Regions from separate parts of the Homo sapiens genome. Here region 2 is linked to region 1. A link is a loop called in an ENCODE intact Hi-C map of the cell type or tissue named here. Cell type or tissue: ascending aorta. All regions are shown on one strand.

Evidence for each region. Peaks named below come from ENCODE experiments on the same cell type or tissue, not always from the same donor. Only the 100,000 strongest peaks of a DNase experiment are listed, where the experiment ranks them.
Region 2: a loop joins it to region 1, with 5 times the contacts of the local background. A loop is called at or near these places in 1 of 110 quality-filtered maps.

The regions. Positions count from the first base shown.
Region 1 is chr1:171,371,594-171,374,093 of GRCh38, reverse strand. No RefSeq gene overlaps it. Among named protein-coding and RNA genes, the nearest start is that of FMO4, 59 kb to the right of the region's middle. In ascending aorta, no CTCF peak of the experiment used is centred here; DNase peaks (open chromatin) are centred at 957, 1,218, 1,501 and 1,830; H3K27ac peaks cover 1,846 bases.
Region 2 is chr1:171,433,309-171,435,808 of GRCh38, reverse strand. No RefSeq gene overlaps it. Among named protein-coding and RNA genes, the nearest start is that of PRRC2C, 51 kb to the left of the region's middle. In ascending aorta, no CTCF peak of the experiment used is centred here; a DNase peak (open chromatin) is centred at 968; H3K4me3 peaks cover 745 bases; H3K27ac peaks cover 1,990 bases.

The DNA of each region.
Region 1 (2,500 bases):
CTACAGAGGCAGGCAGGCTTCCTTGAGCTGTGGTGGGCTCCACCCAGTTCGAGCTTCCAGGCTGCTTTGTTTACCTAAGCAAGCCTGGGCAATGGCGGGCGCCCCTCCCCCAGCCTCGCTGCCGCCTTGCAGTTTGATCTCAGACTGCTGTGCTAGCAATCAGCGAGATTCCGTGGGCGTAGGACCCTCCGAGCCAGGTGAGGGATATAATCTCGTGGTGCGCCGTTTTTTAAGCTGGTCTGAAAAGCACAATATTCGGGTGGGAGTGACCCGATTTTCCAGGTGCGTCCGTCACCCCTTTCTTTGACTCGGAAAGGGAACTCCCTGACCCCTTGCGCTTCCGAAGTGAGGCAATGCCTCGCCCTGCTTCGGCTCGCGCACGGTGCGCGCACCCACTGACCTGCGCCCACTGTCTGGCACTCCCTAGTGAGATGAACCCGGTACCTCAGATGGAAATGCAGAAATCACCCGTCTTCTGTGTCGCTCACGCTGGGAGCTGTAGACCAGAGCTGTTCCTATTCGGCCATCTTGCTAAACATTTCTTGAAAGCCTAATGATCCTAATATCAGAAATCCTATCTATAGGAACAACTGGGATGCAAATGGTCAGTTTCTAGTGTTATGTGACTTTTGGTTACAAGAAAGTGGGTCAAAGTGCAACCTGATTAATGCTTAATTATAACTATATTTTTCTCCAGAATTCTTGTTAACCTTTTGAGGACAGCTTCAGCAATACTGATGATCCTCAAAAACATTGTGCTAAATAGAACAAGTCAGACGCAAAACTCCACATAGTGTATTTAATTCAGATGAAAATTCTGGCTGGGTGCAGTGGCTCATGCCTGTAATCCCAGCACTTTGGAAGGCCAAGGCGGATGGATGACTTGAGGCCAGGAGTTCAAGACCAGGCTGGCTAACATGGTGAAACCCCATGTCTACTGAAAATACAAAAATTAGCCAGGCATAGTGGCACATGCCTGTAGTCCCAGCTACTCGGGAGACTGAGGCACGAGAATTGCTTGAACCCAGGAGGCAGAGGTTGCAGTGAGCCGAGATTGTGCCATTGCACTCCAGGCTGAGTGACAGAGTTTAGACTCTGTCTCGAAGAAAAAAGAAAGAAGAAAAAGAAATTTCTAGAAAAGGCACACTTACTGAGACTGAAATCAAATTAGTGGTTTCCTTGGGCAGTGGGTGGATACGAACAGGCACAAATGGGCACAAATGAACTTTGGGTGACTGCAGCGATGGTTGCACAATTGTGTAAATTTTCTAAAATTCCTCAAACTGGCTTAAAGTGGGTGATTGTTATAAAATCCCTCTGTAGCACTTTTTTAATTTTAGAAACATAAATCAAATTATGTCATCTTTTTGTTTATAATACTTATCTTAGGTACAATTAGAACTCTGTACAGTGACCTAATAAGGTCTTCATTTATTTGCTTTATTTGGCTTTGACTTCAGAATCCTTCCCTGACCATCTTCTTGCCAACTGATTTCCAGCCCGAAAGGCCTATTTTCAGCAATGTGAAGTACTCTTTTTTTTTGTCTCAGGGAATGCTTACGTGCTGTACTTCTGCCTGGAATAGGCCTAATCCTACATTCTTTATTGGAAGAGGTATTACTCATTCTTTATGTTTCAATTTAAACCTCACTTTCTCAAAGAGCTCTTCCTTGATATACCCCATTCACAGTTTAAATTAGGTTACTGTCACACGACTCCATGTGAAGAGAGTCCACCAACAGGCTTTGTGTGAGCAACAAGGCTGTTTATTTCACTTGGGTGCAAGTGAGCTGAGTCTGAAAAGAGAGTCAGCAAAGGGAGATGGGGTGGGGCGGTTTTACAGGATTTGGGTAGGTAGTGGAAAATTACAGTTAAAGGTGATTATCTCTTGTGGGCAGGGGCGGGGGTCACGAGGTGCAGATTATGAGACTCATTGTACAGGAGAAGGAATGTCACAAGTTCAATTGATCAGTTAGGATGGGGCAGGAGCAAATCACAATGGTGGAATGTCATCAGTTAAGGCAGGAAGTGACTATTTTCACTTCTTTTGTGGTTCTTCAGTTGCTTCAGGCCATCTGGATGTATATGTGCAGGTCACAGGGGATATGATGGCTTAGCTTGGGCTCAGAGGCCTGACAGTTGCTCTGTCATTCTCTCTACTGGACTGTTCCTTCAAAGCATTTTTCACAATCTGTAATTATTATTATTATTTTTTGAGACAGAGTGTCTGTCACTCTATTACCCAGGCTGGAGTGCAGTGGCACAATCTTAGCTCACTGAAACCTCTGCCTCCTGGGCTCAAGCAATCCACCTGTTTCAGCCTCCTGGAGTAGATGGCACCACAGGTGTGTGTGCCACCATGCCCAGCTAATTTTTGTTGTTGTTGTTGTAGAGATGGGGTTCTGCCATGTTGCCCAGGCTGGTCTCCAACTCCTGAGCTCAAGCAATTCACCTGCTTTGGCCTCCCAAAGTGCTGGGATTAGGTGTGAGTCACTGCATC
Region 2 (2,500 bases), 62 kb before region 1:
GTTTCAGGCAATGTAAGATACTTAATGAACACAGAAATGAATTAATACAGGATTGCTGTCTTTGTGTATGTAAAAAGTTTAGTGTAAGAGTATGATAAATGAACACAATGTAATATTAACTTTTTTTCTGTTAAAATTTACTTATTTGTTCATTTATTTATTAATTTTTGAGACAGGGTCTCACTTTGTCACCCAGGCTGGAGTGCAGTGGCATGATCTCGGCTCACTGCAGCCTTGACCTCCCAGGCTCAAACCATCCTTTTGCCTCAGCTTCTGGAATAGCTGAGACAACAGGTGTGTGCCACCACACCTGGCTAATTTTTGTATTTTTTGTAGAGACAGGACGGGGTTGGGCCGTGCAATCTGCCTGCCTCGGTCTCCAAGAGTGTTGAGATTACAGGTGTGAGTCACTGTTCCTGGCAAAATTTACTTTTTAATATCATTTTATATTATTTGCCTGCACTGTGAAAAACAGCAGACAGAACAATGTAGAATTAAAAGTGTAGTGGAGGGACACGTGTGAGTTAATGGGAGGAGTACACACCCCATTTGAAATAAAGGAAAGCTTCCTGTTTGAGGTCTTCATTGAAACTTAAGAGATGATTTGGATTTAGGCCAAGCTGGGTAGAATGGAGGTGCTGAGAGTTCAGGAAGAGGAAATGGGAGATTGTAAGCAAAATGAAAGTGTAAATGTCTAGAGTTTTCAGGGAATGGGCATATTTACAAATTTGTTTAGAATGTTGGGGTGGAATGTCTTATGGCTGGAAGAGTTCAGAAATGAGACAGGCGCTCTAAAAGCGAAGTTTGGTCTTTTTTCATGAGGGTTTTGGTGAGTCACTGAGAATTTTTAAGCCAGGAAATGACATGATGAAATTACTTTTTTTTTTTTTGAGACAGAGTCTTTCTGTATCACCCAGACTGGAGTGCAGTGGCGTAATCTTGGCTAACTGTAACCTCCACCTCCTCGGTTCAAGCAATTCTCGTTCCTCAGCCTCTGGAGTAACTGGGAATACAGGCACACGCCACCATGCCCGGCCAATTTTTGTATTTTTAGTAGAGATGGAGTTTCATCTGTTGACCAGGTTCGTCTTGAACTCCCTGCCTCAAGTGATCCACCCGCCTCAGCCTTCTAAAGTTCTGGGATTACAAGTCTGAACCACTGTGCCCAGCCCAAAGTTACCATTTAAGAAAGTTTATTTTGGCCGGGCATGGTGGCCCATGCCTATAATCCCAGTGCTTTTGGAGGCTGAGGCAGGCAGATCACTTGAGGCCAGGAGTTCGAGACCAGCCTGGGCAACATGATGAAACGTTGTCTCTACTAAAAATACAAAAATCAGCCAGGCATGGTGCCACATGCCTGTAATCCCAGCTACTCAGAAGGCTGAGGCATAAGAATCGCTTGAGCCTGGGAGGTCTAGGCTGCAGTGAGCCGACATCTTGCTACCGCACTACAGTCTGGGTGACAGAGCAAGACTCTGTCTCAATAAAGAAAAGAAAGAAAGAAAGTTCATTTTGGTGGCAGTATGGAGAATGAACTGAAACAAACACTCCCCTCCCTAATTACTCACAATACAATACTTGGCACTTTAATTGTAGCATTTCTCAAGCGCTCTTTTATATTAAAGATGTTTGTGTAAACTGTCTTCCCTACTACTTTATGAGCTCTCAGGTGCCAGAAAGCCTGTTTTATTCAAAGGCATAATATCTCCTCTCATTACTTAGGATTTTCTTCAATCTACTAGATCATCAGTAAGTGCTTGTATGAATATCAATATACTCTTTTATAGACAGCAATCTTTCACATTTAATTGTTTCCCTGTTCCTCAGGCCCTGATTCACTCTTCCCTAGAGTGAGAAATCAACATCATTTCTTGTAGATATGGTACCCAAAATCAGGATTGACAATCTGACAAAATATATTTTTCTTTAATTTTGAATTTATGTATATATCAAGTCTGCAAGAATTAAGTTACATTTGGTTATATATTTTTGTTTTCATCCAAAAGAGGAAGATTATATAAAACTGGGACTGCTTTGGGAAGCCTAAGATGCATGGTTTCTATGCTTTTGTACATCAGGGACTTGGAGAGAACATGATGAGGTCACCTGTTTTGTGAGTTGAGGCGGTGTGATCTGCGTTCCCCAAGTCTGAATCATGTTGAATAAACTGATCATTAACTTTCCAGACTATAATCCTTAGAGAGCAAATTTGGAGTACAGAGTGGTCAGCAGTCTTAACACTTCTTTTCCTGACTCATCTGAATAGTCAAATAGGAGAGAATAGAAATATATATTGCTCTGCATGGGTGTTTTTTGTTTGTTTGTTTGTTTTGTTGTTGTTGTTGTTTTTTTTTTTGACGGAGTCTCGCTCTGTCGCCCTGGCTGGAGTGCAGTGGCACATCGGCTCACTGCAACCTCTGCCTCCTGGGTTCAAGCGATTCTCATGTCTCAGCCTCCCAAGTAGCTGGGATTACAGGCATGTGCCACCACGCCTGGCTAA